Linked DNA regions of Mus musculus: region 2 is linked to region 1. Evidence: chromatin loops called from intact Hi-C (ENCODE). Cell type or tissue: left cerebral cortex. All regions are shown on one strand. Each heading gives the region's core, and the rest is flanking DNA. Links, peaks and the distances in the headings are about the cores only.

Region 1 (7,849 bases), core at 2,245-4,744:
TTATGAATACTATAGTTCAAACCTACAGCTGGGGTTGCCAGGGAAGGTGTAAGACAGCCAAGGTAACCAGACAAGAGGAAGGGCAAGGCTCTGGGGAAAAAAAAAACAAAGCCATTCTTGGCAGGTTCTTTATTGCTTCTATGAAGCCCCTGAGGAGCATGAACAAGCTACTATTACCCTTTTCCCTAGTAAATTTCTCAGCATTATGGGATATACATCCCTACATCAAACACATCTAATTATAACAGACTGAACTGTGGGTAAGACTGTCTAAGAAAGGCTCCACATGTTCCAGCAAAGGGACCACCCTAGATCACAGTAGGGAAGGGATAAGAAATGGGAGACCCAACCAGGTTCACCCTCCACTCCAGGGATATGCTTTGTTTCTGCTTGCTTGCCCTCTCATGATAAGCCCTGAATGTTCACTGTCTCTGCCTGTGCCCCATGTGAATTCTCCTTCAGGAACATAAGAACCAAGATGATGGCTATCGTGAGGATTAGGAAAATCATTGCTACCTGCTAACAAGGGGCAGTATAAAAGTGGTTAATTATGTCAGAGGCTGGCTCTCTGTAAGGGACCTCACTATGCCTGGAATCCTGTATCCTGTTGCTCCATATCTCTGCCATTTCTAATGTCATTGATCACTTCCAAGTTGGTGCCTACCAGCTGCATAGCAGCTCTCAGGAGGGGTACAGAGGAAGAGCAGGTGTGCCTTGCTTTTTGGGTAGAGCCTGGTAGGTGACTAAGCCATATCTGCCATATCTCAGTACACCGAATGTAGTCACATGGCCACTCATAACAGCAAGGAGTCTGGGCAATGTCTTCTTCATTCTGTAATGGTCAGACTAGCTAAAATCAGACATTCCATGATGAAAAAGGGAATGTTGGGGGGAAATCTGCAATCTCTGTTGCAGTACCTTTGCTATAGGTTGGATATCGAGTATTTCCCAAGGTCCACACATTTGTCTTACACTACAGAGTTGCCCTGTTGAGAAGTTGATGAACTTATAAGCGATAAGGTATGGCAAGAGGCCTCGGGTCATGGGGAATATGCCCTTGCAGTGAGTAAAGACTTCTTTGCTTTCTGATCCTGAGACCATGTTTTATTATGGACTCCCACCATATTGTACAACTTCCAGGCCCAAAGGTCAGGATCAAGGCCTGAAATTCTAAACTGTGATCCAAGATCATCAGCCATTTCCATACATAAGTGAATCATCTCTGGTATTTATCCTGTGAGGGTCCACTAACATGCAATCCTGAATCATGTACTCATATTCACAAGCATCCTTCTTCCTTTACAGACCAAGCCTAGCTCTTTCAAAGGGAAATTTTCTGATGCCCTACTGGGTCATTACACTTAACCCATTGTCTTAGATCTCTGTCATCTCTGTGGGCGGCTCTTCTGCACACTAAATAAGTCATCTTTCCTGTTCCCACCCAAAGTAGCTTCAGTCAGCAGGCTTCTTCCCAGACAAGGGATGCACATACCAGTTCCTGTCAGTAAGAATTACAGATACCTGGGTAAAAAAATGGTTCCAGTCACTTACTCTGGGTACACTGAGGTGTCCTTGGAAATTTCCTGCTCCCTGCTGAGAGGAAACCTGAGGCCCTGGCAAGTTCACAGGGATAGTGAATTTTTTTTTCTTTTGTTTTTCTGAGAGAAGGTTTTACTCCTCCCTCAGGCTAACCTGGAACTTGAGAGCCTCCTGCCTCTGTCTCCCAAGAGTTCAATGAAGACAACCATTCAAATATATTTAATATCTTTACAGAAGTAGACTTTTGCGGCCTCCTTGCTGGGCATGGCTCACAAAGATATATAGTCCAGTGCTCCAGGACCCTTTCAGCCAACTGGATATCTTTACTGCTGAGGGGACAGCTCCATCCAACAGCTTGGAGCAATTCAATGGGTTGACCCAGGCATCCTGGAGGCTAATAAGGAAAGCAAGCCATAAAACTCCAGACAGAAGAAAGGAAGCTAGCTAACAATAAAAAATGCCAGGAAGCTTCCCAGTCCATCTGTAACCCATTAGAATGATGGGAAAGAATTTTCAGGGTACTTTCCTGGTGTTGTGTGGAGCTTCTGTGCTTGTTAGAAGAGCTCATTTGAGAACATGTCCCTGCAATTGGGTAAACAACCTTCCTTTAGGTACACCAGGCTCTAAACGTTTCTTTGGAGGCTCTTGTAGTGTTAGTAGTAAAAATGCATATCAGATCAAGCCACTGCTAATGGGTGTGTGCCCTCGAACCAACTTCCATTAAAGTGATTTACTAAAGGTGGCACTGACAATGAAGCTCTAAGGTGACCTAGTGAAGAAATCCTGTCTCTTGAGAACTCTCTAACCCTTGTCCTACCAAGGGATTAGATATGCTGCATGGTTGAATTCCAATCAATAATATGAGGCAAACGTCTCTTACAAATCTTCCTAGGTAGTAATAACTTGAATTTTGACTAGAAGGTCCCAGAACCCCTGGCCTACGATCAGGGCATTAAGTACAGCAGCTGGGACAGTTTCTATAAAATCCACCCATGCCCTTAAGCTATTTCAGAATTCAGTGAAAGTCATTAACAGATATTGAGTCAAGCTTGGATTTCATAGCTATGAAACTTAAATCATATTGTGCAAAAAATTTAAGATGAGACAAAAATTAAACAATATGGTTCTATTTTAGCAAAGTCCTGAATTATGGGCTCATGGTCAGGAAAGATGCTCTTCAGTGGTCCTGGAAAAATGGTTTGATATTCCTGTTGACAACTGTGTGCCTGCTTAATAAGTGTGGTGAGTGAATAAAAAAAGAAGAAGAAAGAAAAAGAAATTTTGAAATAGCATGACAATTCCTAGGTATGGTGGAGGAGAAGGTTTATTGTAGATTATCAAGGAGAGCATAGTCAGAAGCAAGGGTAGCTGAGAGTCCAGAGTGGACATGACCCTGAGCTGGGCCATGTGAGGATATGGGGAGGGGAGAGGGGGAAAGAGCTGCCAACCGAGAGGCCAGTTACCCAACATGGCTGGATTATAGCCAGGTCTACTCCACTATGTTGAACAGGTGCCTCACCCATTTGCCCCCAGTTTGAGACCTAATATTAAGATTCCCTGTGGGAGAAAAAGGTGTGTGGGGGGTCATATTTTAAAACAAAAAGAAATGTGAATGACACCAAAGCCTGTAACTCTTGAGAAAAAGAAACTTTTCCTGGTGTGAAGATGACCCACTACACCTGGCCCTTTGCTCTCCATTTTTTCAGATCTTAAATTTCTGTTTAGAGGCTATCTTCATAGGTGATAGGAGACCAGTCACCAGCTTGGGAGTATCTAGGGAGATAGCTCAATTGATAAAGTGCTTGCCATTACAGGCATGAGGACTTTAGTTTGTTCCTTAGCACCATGCCAGAACAAACAAACAAACAAACATAAATTTAAGAAAACAAATACAGTGGCACATGCCAATAGTCTCAGTGCTGGGGAGATGGAGACTGAAGGATCCTTGGAATTCTGCAGCCAGCTAGTCTATCTGAATCAGTGAGAGACTGTCTCAAAAAATAAGCTGGAGAATGACTGAAAAGCAAAGCCAGTCTCAACCTCTGGCCTCTCTATGTGCACATGTTGGTATTATATAATACGTGAGTATATTTGTGCAAACTCTGATTTCAGCGCTTGCAGCTTTCCTTAATCCAGTCAGTGTGGTAGATAACATACCTTATACACAACATGGAACATCTGAGTTGCTGATTTCAGGGCTAATCATAGATTTTTTTTTTTAACAAAAAAAATGTTTAAAAAAGGCAGTAGCATTTTCTTCATACAGTAAGTTCACACAATGCATTGAAATCACAACATAGGCACACACTCAAAAACAACACTCTCACACTGAATACAAATAGGTAAGAAAGCACACCATGTTGCATTTACACTGGCCCCTGTCTCCCGTCCCCTTCTGAGCTTCAGCATAGCCCAGTTGCTCAACCACCTCATGTGGGCTGTGGGCATGCCCAGGATGGATACAATGTCCAGACAAGGAAATGTGTGCTGAGCGATTGATCACAGAGATTTCCAACCACATTGCTTAGGTCACCATCCAGACCATTCCTAGAAACTAGAGCTCTGCCTAGATGGAGACTCTGCCACCTTGGGAACCTGGCTGCAGACATCTCTTGTCCTTCCCACACTCTGAGTCAGCAGCTGCTTCTCACAGCATGTGGAGGTTCTGAGGCGTGGGGCTTGTTTTTCCTTTTAGCTTGTCTACCCTCCAGTGTGGCTGGATTGGGAACAGGCTCTCCTCCTGCCACCTGTCAGGGGAATCGCTTTGCCAGAACAGAGGGGCTGCTCTGAGCGCCCACAGGCACCGGCCGTCAGCTGCTTCCAGTTTTTCTCACTTGAGGGGCTTTGAGCCAGACTCACCAAGGCCTGGCACAAGCGCCGAGAAGAGAATGGAAGCATCTGGTAACTAGGCAATCCGCTGCCGGCTCGTTGGAGTGTATCACTCCTTTGGGCTCCTATTCAACTTCTAGTCAGCCTTCCTTGCTCTCAGTTCTAGAGATGCCTGCCTCTCCCCGCGGCCCCGCGGTCCTCCCCCAGTCCATGATCTGCTACTGCAATCCCTTACAGCCTTCACTTTTACAGATTTTTTTTTTTAAACGTTGTATCTGGTGTTTGCTCACGCTGTCTGAGTCTGTGCCCCCTGTACCTTTCTCTTCTTATTGGTAGGCAGAGAAAGGGCAGGATCCACATAGTGAACGTGCTGTGGAGCTTTAGAGAATAGTGGGCTCACCTGAGTCTGAAGCCCAGCTTAGCAGTCACCTGCCCTGGGACATTACCTAAACCTGCAGCAGCCAGAACTTGACCTGGGTGAATAGCGACGTCTCACGTGTGGAGAGGGAGGTGCAAATGACTCTGCATAACCATCAAGGATTCATTGCTCAAAGTTCCCCTGCGTGGACCATACTCAGAAACAGTTTACTCTTGTAAAGAATTCCGTGACTACCAGTTGATGAAACTGGACCTACAGAAGAGGTAGATAGATAGATTTTTAAAAAATGAGATTCCTGGTATATAAGAAGCATATACAAAATCAAATTTCTGCTAATAAATCATAAAAATTTCATTTTATAACGACCCTTTGGTTTACATTTAATTTTTACCATTTAGTAAAGATGAAAGGCCTTTGCGAACCAGTGAGATGGAGTAAGTACTTGCTTACATAAAGAATGAAATCTTTGCTGGATCCTTCACACTGCAAGACTTAGAACATCTAAGGTGTCTTCCGGAGTTGATCTGTAGTTTGATTTTACAGTTATTGATGCTGAGGACACCGCTTCACATAAATATTTAGTAAGACTTGGCAGAAGAGTGTCTAGGTCCAGTTCTGAAGATGTTGGAGATTCTGTCCTAATTCTAAGACAAAATCAATAAATAAAGTTTGTTTTTTGTTTTGTTTTGTTTTTCGAGACAGGGTTTCTCTGTGTAGCTCTGGCTGTCCTGGAACTCACTCTGTAGACCAGGCTGGCCTCGAACTCAGAAATCCGCCTGCCTTTGCCTCCCAAGTGCTGGGGATTAAAGGCGTGTGCCACCACTGCCCAGCTTTTAAAATTAATCTTAAACAGCAACTTTATCTACCTGTTGTCTGCGCCCCAGACTACTCCTGCCCTTGGGGGTTGGAGGTGAAGTAATGCAGAGTCAATGATTCAGACCCCAAGAGCAGGTGAGAAATGCCCGTAGCAAGCTCACCTGAAATGTGCTGCAAGTTCCTTTAATACCCTCCACCCTACCCCCATTGGTCCCAAGAAAGCACCTCTTCTAAACAGCAGTTCCCGATTGGCTGACATGTCTGACCCAGCAATCCTTGGTCTCTCGGGCAGTCCTCAATCAGGTTCTCCTGCAGGAGATGATTTTGTGGCTGCGCAGCCCCTGGCGTTTATGTAGAAACGGCCCCGCCTTTCCTGATGCATCTACCTATTTATTTTGTCAGTTTGCTTTTGTAGCTCCAGCTGGGCTTCAACTTACTGTGAATTCAAGGGTAATCTTGAACTGACTCTTCTGCCTGTACCTCCTGAGTGCAGATACTACAGGCATGCTCCATTATGTTCAGCTTCACAAAGTGCTGGGGATGGAACCCAGAGCTTTGTGAATGGAACCCAGAGCTTTGTGAATGGCAGATCCGTGCTTTACACACTTAGCTACAATTCCTAGCCCTAAACAACAATTTCTAAAGCCAAACATTCTAATTAATATCAACCAAAGTTGCTCTAATTTTGTATCTAATTGCTGAGGAATTATAGGAAAATATTAAAAGCTTTTGGTTTTATAATTATACAATTATATTTCTCTAAGAGGTGAAAACTGTATTTATACATTGAAAATGCTGCAATCTATAACCCATAATAGTCTGAAAATCTGATCGGACTCATTTTGGGGCATTTGCTGCTGTTTCAAGGTAGCATGACAAATATGATGTAGGTTGTGTGTTCTGCAAACAAAACTGCACGGTACTGACGTGGCTTAGGGAAATGCTGGCAGCAACACCTCCGATTAGAGTTTGGATTAATTTTAGTTGTTGTATATTAGGAAATATTTTACTGTGACCACCATGTTCAGGCCTACAGACAAAGAGGCAAAGAAAGAGACACCTAAATGGTAGATGGGTAATAGGTGGGTGACTGAATAAATGCTAAGTGGATGAATACACAGGTAAGTGAAACAACACATGTATGTTTACATGTACAGATGGGTAGACTGGTGGATGGTGGACAGGTAATGAATGGGTAGATAAGATAGACAATAAAGATTACATGGGTCACAATGAAGTGACTCACGCACCATGGACATTAAGAAGTCCCATAGTGTTAGACTTAAGATGCAGTCAATCAAGGGCTCCAAATTCAAGGCTCAAGTATGAGTCTGAAGAATAAAGGCCCAAAATTCCAGCTTAAAGGCCATCAGGTAGAAAAAAGCAATTCCTCCATGGTCAGGTTTTTGTTCTTCTTTCTAGTTAGACCTTCAGTGGATTAGTCAAGGCCCCTCACATTCAGAGGGGCAACCTGTTTTCCATCATTCTGCTGATTCAAATGCTAATCTCATAGAGAAATCTCTGACAGACATACCCAGAATAGCATTGACCAAATGTCTGAGTACCCTACGGCCAAGTCATGTGGACATACGGACTCTCCATCCATCACAGAGATTAGATACCTGTCAAGGGAGGCTTGAATTTGCCGATCGATAGCAAGATGATGGCTGATGTTATCCAAATCCATGATTTTTTATTGTAGCTGTTACTGTTCAGCAAATACCATGCTTTCTTCAACGTCCCATGTAAGGGTTTGTTCCTCTTCTTGTGGAGCCCAGCTTGAGGTTATGACTCAGGATCCTGAAACCAAGAACATGACCATTGGGTGGGGATACTGTCCACCATCAGTCCCGTCACGGATGCCACAGAAGCCACAGATTGGAGAGGTGAGGAGCAGATTTCACATTTTCTTTTTAATCCTTCCTTTAAAATTGTACCTTATTTTATGTAGCAGTCTTTGGGCTGTTAAGTGGGCCAATTAATCTCATTTGAACATTTTATTCAATACAATTACTTAGCAATTGAATTGTGGTCTACCAAAATCCCCATTACTTTAAAAGGCACTTAGAATGAGAATCAAGACTCCCTGGCTTTCATGACTTCCGTGCCCTTCCGTGTCCTAACAGTCCATCTAAGTATTGCCAGCTTCCTTGGAACTTCAGGACCTGAAGTCTCAGCAAGCTTAACTAGCCCAGTTTATTAAGATAGGCTTTCCATACTTTTCATGGACAGGGTGTGGTCCCTCTCTTTCTTTCTGGCTCTGAGACCTTAGCAACAAGGCTCAGA
Region 2 (7,849 bases), core at 1,776-4,275, 460 kb after region 1:
TTAGCCTTAGGACAGTGGTCAAAGGGACAAAGTCTTCATGTCATCCCATTTCCTCCTCCACAGCACATGCTTGGGTTTCCTTGGCTTTATGCCTTTTGTAGCGACCTGATCCACCTCATTTCCATCATACCTCTTTAGTCCTCTGAGTCTGAAACTATCTTTTTGCTCTACTCTGTCTCTCCTGACTTTGACCTTTTGGAGTGTTCTAGTTTGTTTTTCTGTTCAGTTTCTCTGATATTTCTTCCTGCTTAGGTGGTCACGGACTTTGGCAGGATCTCACAAAAGTGACTTTAGGTTTTCCCAAGGAACCCTATCAGGAGTCTTTAGATGTCACCTTGTCCAAATATCAGTGATGTTAGCTTTTTAAAAATTGGTTAAAGGACATCTGCCAGACTTAGCGACCAAAATGCATAGTCTCTTTATGAAGGACAAGCTTCCAGGAACCCCAGACCTCCTGCTCAGTTTAGGCTAATGATTTTTGGCCCTGTCACCCAGGATGTATTGCTCATTTTCTGCCTGGGACCCACACAGCCCTGGCTCTCATGCTGCTGTTCTTGCTATTTTGGTCTGAGAGCCTAACACATGCTAGGTAGCAATGAGAATCTCCCAGCCACTGCCTGCTGGCCACCCAGGCTCTTCTGCATACCTGTGGTACCCAAATGATCCAGTGCTGACCAACTTTGTGGGTGGGAAGAGAGAAATTGGCACTATGGGTTGTACTCATCTTTGCTGGGAAAAGTCCATCCCTTCTCATTCTTGAAACCGTCAGATGCTTTTGTAGGAAAAATTTCAGCTGAAGAGCCATTCAGGGGATTTCAATCCCCTGGGCATTTTCCTGAGCTGGACCTGGGTCATGGCTGTGGTGTGAAGGGAGCAGAGCATGCAGAGTCTCAGAGACAAGGGATCAATATTTCATTTCTATATAGAGAGCCCCACTGTAATGCAGGCCTGACAAACACCAGTGTCTACTAAGAGAAAAGAATAAATGAAAGAACAAAAGAATGAAAACAGGAGAAAGAATATGTGATGAAAAATAAGCCAGACTCAGAAAGATAAATCTCATATCTTCTTCCTCACACATATACTCTTTGTCTCTCTCTGACTGTCTTGCTCTGTGTGTGTGTGTGTGTGTGTGTGTGTGTGTGCATAGTTATGCACACAGATCATCAACCTGATATAAAGGCAGACAGGAAATAGGTTGGCAAAGTGTGTGACATATGTGTGTGAAATTTTCATCATGAAACCCTTGACCTTGTGTGCTATATTGAAAACTGAGAAAAGAGAGGGTAGAAGGGAAGGAAATAGGGATAAGAAGGTGAAGAGCAGAGAGAATGAGGGAAGGGAGAATGCTTACCATGATTTTCTAAGCCCAGTCCTATTAACAAGCCAAAGCTGCAGCCCAGAATTCTACATTATACTGAGGCAAGTGGGTTGAACATTGGTTTATCTTGATGTTTACTTCAGTTCTTAGTGCCCAGTTCTCAACATTCCTCAAGGAAAGGGGAAAGGCAGATGCAGACTGGAGTCAATGCTTGACTCCACTGAACTAGCCCATGTCTGATGGCATGTATGATGGAGAGCTAGGCCATGCCCATCTGAGAGCTGGCTTCTTTTCATTTGACCCTGGAGTTTAGAGGCTACCTGATAGACCAAATCCTTGCACTGATTGACTGGTACATGGTTTCAGTGACTTTTTCTGAAGGCTCCACCTCAGCTCTGTGGCACAAAGCACTAGGTAGATGAAGTCTTAGATTTTGCTGGATGACCTTTTCTGTAGAATCCAGGGATTTCAAAAAGAAAAATAAATGAACCATGACAAGTCCAGGGGAAATGACATAAGTTGACAGAGTCATTGCCCAGGAGTGTAGAGAAGTCTCCAGGTCACACACAAAGTGTCTACTATACAGCCACACTCTCAGCTCCTCCTAAGACATGCTCCATGGCTGACCCCTCTTCTTCCCTTCCCTTTCTCCTTCTCTTTCTTTCTCCTTCTCTTCCCTCTTTCTGTAAAGCTCTTCATCTCTCCCTCTCCTCCTCTTCTCACTCTCCATCACTCCTCCTTTACCCCCACATTCTCTCTCCTTCTCTACCTTTCACCTTCCCACTGCCCTTCCTCTGCCTTCTTTGAGTCTTTGACACAGGATCTCAAGCATCCTTGAACTCACTATGTTGGAAGGATGACTTTGAACTTGTGCTCCTCCTGCTTCTGACTCCCTAGTGCAGGGATTAGGGGTGAACACCTTCATTAGACAAGCACTGTGCCAAATGATCATTATCTCCAGCCCAATTCTGAGAAATATCTCTTGACTTCTACAACCCCCTTCACAGTTCCTGCTTTGAGCTCCATCAACTCATCATTTTTGTTTACTTGCAATGCCCTTCCCAGGATCATCTGTTCAGCTATGTTGCCTTTTGAGCTAGACTGGAAGATTCTAAGAGCTGGAACTACCCCACATACTTAGCTCTTCCCAGTGTGCCTCACAGTAACTCCCTCCAGACTGTAGATACACAACAAACATTGACAGGTAGACTAGGAGATTCTTGTTTCTGTTTTTCCTGAGAGTTTTTCCCAATAGCTTCATAAAGCAGGTTTCTAAACTGGCATGGATAAGGATTTGTCTGCACAGTTCAATTACTACATCTGAGTACCAACCTGCCAAGGCAGTGACACAGACCTCACTTTGTCTCATTGAAGGGTTATGGAGACATTATGCTTTCTGCACTTTGGCTTTTGTGAGCCTGTATAAGGAAAGCACAGAGTTTGTGTGTATGATGAGGGACTCTCCTTTCCCTCTGGGAACATATACCCATGTTGTGTTTGCCTATGGGCTCTCTCCAAGGTGCATTCAACCACAGCTGTAAGGCTCTGATCAGTGACCTATGGTGTCCCCCAAAGAGATGATGGAGCCCAAAAGCAGTGTTTACAGCCCTTCACTCTTTGCTGGAAGCCCTTCAGGCTGTGCTTTACAAATGAGGTTTTAAGCCGCATCACCTGAAGATGGATTTCTGTGCTCAGTCAGATATTAGCAGTACATGGTTTGGGTGGTATGAAATGGGAGTTTAGTGAGTTTAGTCCCCCCTTCACCTTAGGCTAATTATTAAAGAAAGTGTTTGTAGGCCTGCCGACTCTCATAATTCATCCTGACTCACACTTTTCTAGAGTCAGGCTTACAGAGCTCCATCTGCAATGCTGTGATCATTGCCAGAAGAACGTGGTAGGACTGAGTCATACTCCCCCATCTGTGATGGCGTGGGACCCTTGCTAGAGGAATGTGGTAGGACTGAGTCACAACCTCATACTCCTCCATGTGTGACGGCAGGAGCATAGCTGATGAGTGTTGTGGAACCAAGTCATCATTCCACGGTGCAGATGAACTCAGGGAACTTCATTCAGAAACAAGTCTGCCCTTTCCTTCTTCAGTGTGATGGAGTTACATATCCTAAGTCCTCCCATGAGCAAAGCAACCACAATAACCAGGTGTTCTAGTTTGCTTCTCACTGCCACAATACAGATACCATGGTCAACAAACATGGGGAGGGAAGAGTTTTTTTTGGCTTACTCATCTCAATCACAGTCCATTATAAAGAGAAGCTAGGACAGGCACTCTAGCAAGAACTGCAGCAGAGAACATGGAGAAACACTTACTGACTTGTTTCCTAAGGCTTGCTCAAGTTGATTTTTTTATACAACTAAAGACTAACTTCCTAGGGATGGCATGGCCCACCATGAGCTGGGTCCTTGCATATCAATCATTAATCAAGAAAATGTTCCACAGACTTGCCTACAGGCCAATCTTATGGAGCCATTTTCTCAACTGAAGTTCTATCTTCCCAGATGACTCTAGTCTGTGTCAAGTTGACAATGAACCTAACAACCACATCAGGTGACAGACTTTGATACCACTTTCAAAGAACAAACTTCAAAACTCCGGAAAGGAAATAGACAAGATACCAGGTGCCCAGAATCTATCGCCTTCTAAAAAGCACATTAAGAAGAATGGAATCATTTTTCTCCTTAGAGAACACTTACCTTGAAATATAGTCAACTGCCCTGGAATCTTCCATTTCTACTTTCTGCTTTTTCCCCCCTCTCTCTATAGTGTCTGCAAATTTGCATTCCTATGACATATGTGTATATTATGCACTTGAAAATTTTATATAAAGAAAGTGAGAACGGTGGCACGTAAGACTCTAAGAACGTTAAAGATTTAGTGCAACACCTAATTTTAGAGGTAGAGATACTGATCCAAAAGCAGGCCTGAGGCCCGTTTACAGGAAGCAAACAAATGTCCTACAAGAGATGGTAGTCTGGCTCAGCCCCCACCCAGTGCCCTCTTCAGCATGACTGGCATATACGTTAGCTAGACATTACACTGAGGCTTCCACCCACTCTGGCACAATCCCATTAGCGGTTATGAGAGTCCTATTATTAGAAAACAGCTACTGAAAGTATTCTCATCTCAAACTCAGGAAGTGGAAATGAAACCGAGAGTATTTAAGTTTGCTAAATAGAACACTGGAACAGTCCTGACATCCCCATCCTCACCCTCAAAATGATGAGGTTAGCTGGATGATCATTGATGGGAGCATCTCTATCTGAAACACCTATGAAGTCTAAGTCCTGTGAGTATTCCCCATGAGATTTGCTCTTTGTCTCTCCTCAACTGTGACTCTTGAAGGATCTCGAACTTCTATTTTTCCAAATATAAGATGGAGCTAATAATAATTGCCAAGCTGTGGTGACAGTAAACAAGATAATTCACGTTTATTCTTTGAATAAAAAGCAATGTGAAAATGCACCGTGAATCACTTAGGCAGCTTGCAGATAGCCAGGGACTGTGGGATAAAATTAGCCCAAGATGAAGAGGGATGCATTTGTTTGATGGATTCTTTCTCATGGATGCTCAATTCCAAGGTGAATCTTCTGCCTTTCAGAAATTGTGAGCCAGGATGAACTCAGGGCCACTATTAACATTTAACAAAACTGCACATTATTAAAATGGTAATCTGCATTCACTTCAGAGAGGTAAACTCCAGTGCACTCCATGCCTAGGGTTTAATGGCATTCTGCTGCTAGTTTAGATTGCAGATCTAGCAACTTCATCAACTGAAGAGCCGAGGCCCAATTGTAATACTTTTCGCAACATTTAGAAAATGCTTTTCATTTATTACCACCACTTCTTTGCTTTATATCCTCACTAACAAATATATCTATAAAGACGCTTAAAACTGATTCAACATATGCATATGTTGGGATGTGTTTGTAGATGTATGTGTGCATACATGCATGGACCAAAGGCCACCTCAGATGTTATCCCTCAGGCACTGTCTTTCTTTATTGAGAGAGGGTCTTTTGCTGAACTTAGAGCCTCTTCTGCTCTGTTTACCCAGCCCTGGGATTTTAAGTGTGTACCCCCATGCCTAGCTTTTGCACATGAAGATCAAATTCAGATCCCCATGCTTACACAGTCAGCACCTTATCTACTGAGCCATTTTCCCAACCCTTGAATTACTATCATACAGAGACTCAAGTCTCCATCATTGCATATATTGCACAGATCAGTGAGCTACCATTATTGCTATGACTTGAGTAGAACAATCTAAATCTGGCTCAGCTATCCCTACCATCAATTCATTAATCATCTCAAAATTGCAAATTCTTTTTTCTTTTCTCTTTTTTATTAGATATTTTCTTTATTTACATTTCAAATGTTATCCCCTTTCCTGGTCTCCCCTCCCGAAAACCTTCCCCCCCCCTTCCCCTCCCCTGCTCACCAACCCGCCCACTCCCTCTTCCAGGCCCTGGCTTTCCCCTATACTGGAGCATAGTGCCTTCATGGGACCTTTTTGAGAGCTTGTACAACTAACATCAATAAACAATGGCTTGCTTTGGGAAGGAATCTCTACCAGCATACTAGGGTGACTTGGAGGGTGCAGGGAGTACCTTTGAAGAAAAGAGAAGCTGGGCATGGTGGTGCACATCTAATCCCAACACTGGGAGGCTGAGGTAGGAGGCACAGGTTCCAGGCCAAACAGAGCTAGATAGTAAGACCCTATCTCCAAGAAGGAAAAAAAAAAAACCAAAAACCAAAAAACCAAAGAAAGAGATGAGGAAGATGAAAATTGTACCTGAGTTTTGTCTGTTTAGGAGAATCCAGCGTTAAGATAATAGCATTTGAACTTTAATTTGCATGCCAGTCACTCCCTACCCATCCTGAGGAAGTCAGTGTGAGCATTAGTCACTTTCCTTGATGGGTGCACTGATGAAGCATCTGACTGAAACAACTCAAAGAAGGAAGAAGGTAGGGTTTATTCTGGTCCACAGTTGAAAAGTACAGTTGGATGTGGCAGGGAATTCATAGTTGCAGGAGCAAGAAGCAGAATTGTGCTGCATCAGCAGTCAAGAGCGCTCATCTTACTTTCATTATCAAACCTGGGGTCACACAACCAGGGTCCCAAGCCAAGTCCAGCCACCATCCTCAATATGCCAATCATTTGTGGAAAACAGAAAAAGGAGATTTTTTTTTTTCCAAAGAGAGACAAAGAGCTCCTGTGAACCAACTTGCCCAAATTTATCTTCAGGATCCTGAAATGAGACTAAAGTTTAAATAGAGTACCAAGGATGAGTTAATTAATCAGTTCCATTCAAGATGCTGCCCACCAATGACCTATCATTGTCTGGGCTTCAGTATCATCCTGTAAAATGATCAGACAAGTTATTAGAACTGTGTGAAATCTGGTTTCAGGACACACCTCTTTTTCTTGGGCATTTGGGGAGCATGGTAGCAGTGTTTTCCTTCTCCCAGCTTAAGATTCCTGGGGAAATTTCCATTACTTTGGGATCAATAGCCTGATAGTCAGATTGAGAGACATAAATGCCACTTTAAAGTATTTTCCGTCTCCTAGGTGACTCTAGATCCTGTTGAACTGATTATGAAGATTAATCATTGTGGGTAGTGAACATTTAAAGGATAATACATGACTTAAAATACTACTGGAATCTTTGTTTAATTCTGCACTGGAATCTCAAAGGAGGAAACAACACTGAAGCTTTTTTGGAGTGTGTCAGCCTGCTCTGAAGAAGTCTGGCAGCCTGCAGAGTGTTTAAGAGAATAAGAGACGTGGGCCTGGAAGTGCCATGCCGTAGGTATGCTCAACATGTTCAGCATGTGAAATGTTGTCAGGCAGAAGAATAACTTTACCCCGCTTCTCTCCCAGGGATATGAAAGGCAGATTTTAGCATATTATGAAGAAACATAGTAAGGGCTAAGGAGAAGAGAAGGAGGAGGAGGAGGAGGAGGAGGAGGAAAAGGAGGAGGAAGAGGAAGAGGAGGTCACTGATGGTCTACTCTCAGTAGCAGAGAAAAATGAGCATAATAAGGGAGGAAAAGCCAATTCTTGCAGGTGATAAGGCTAAGAAATACTTGGGGTGCTCCAATCTCAGAGGGCTATGATTATAACTATTATAGTGTGGCTTTTTCCTCTGGACATAGTATGATCACCACATGCCATTTTAGATCAGATTACCTTGGCCTGTAGCCATGGCAACTAATTGAGCAGAACAATACAGAAGTACCCAAGACTGCAGTAATGGCAATGGTAATGGAGCTATTGACACCCCCTAGAGAGGGAGGGTCACAGGACCCTTACCTGAGATTGTAGCCAGAATTCTTTTCTGGCCTTGATATCTACAAAGGGTCTCAGGAGATGCTAGAGTATATAGGAAGTACAAGGGCTACTTTGTGATTCAGCTCTTTTCACAATAAGGAGCTGCAGCTGTTTGAGGTCACCTGTGATCCTGTAACCTTCTCATTCATGTTCTGTAAGTAATCCCTAGAAATGCAATAGT

Evidence for each region. Hi-C counts contacts between places; a loop is a spot of excess contacts. Peaks named below come from ENCODE experiments on the same cell type or tissue, not always from the same donor. Only the 100,000 strongest peaks of a DNase experiment are listed, where the experiment ranks them.
Region 2: a loop joins it to region 1, with 2.9 times the contacts of the local background. A loop is called at or near these places in 2 of 42 quality-filtered maps.

What each region holds. Positions count from the first base shown.
Region 1 is chr8:127,702,273-127,710,121 of GRCm38, forward strand. No RefSeq gene overlaps it. Among named protein-coding and RNA genes, the nearest start is that of Gm32532, 15 kb to the left of the region's middle. In left cerebral cortex, for the core only: a CTCF peak has its summit at 4,611; DNase peaks (open chromatin) are centred at 3,661 and 4,334; H3K27ac peaks cover 671 bases.
Region 2 is chr8:128,161,894-128,169,742 of GRCm38, forward strand. No RefSeq gene overlaps it. Among named protein-coding and RNA genes, the nearest start is that of Mir21c, 110 kb to the right of the region's middle. In left cerebral cortex, for the core only: no CTCF peak of the experiment used is centred there; a DNase peak (open chromatin) is centred at 3,249; H3K27ac peaks cover 439 bases.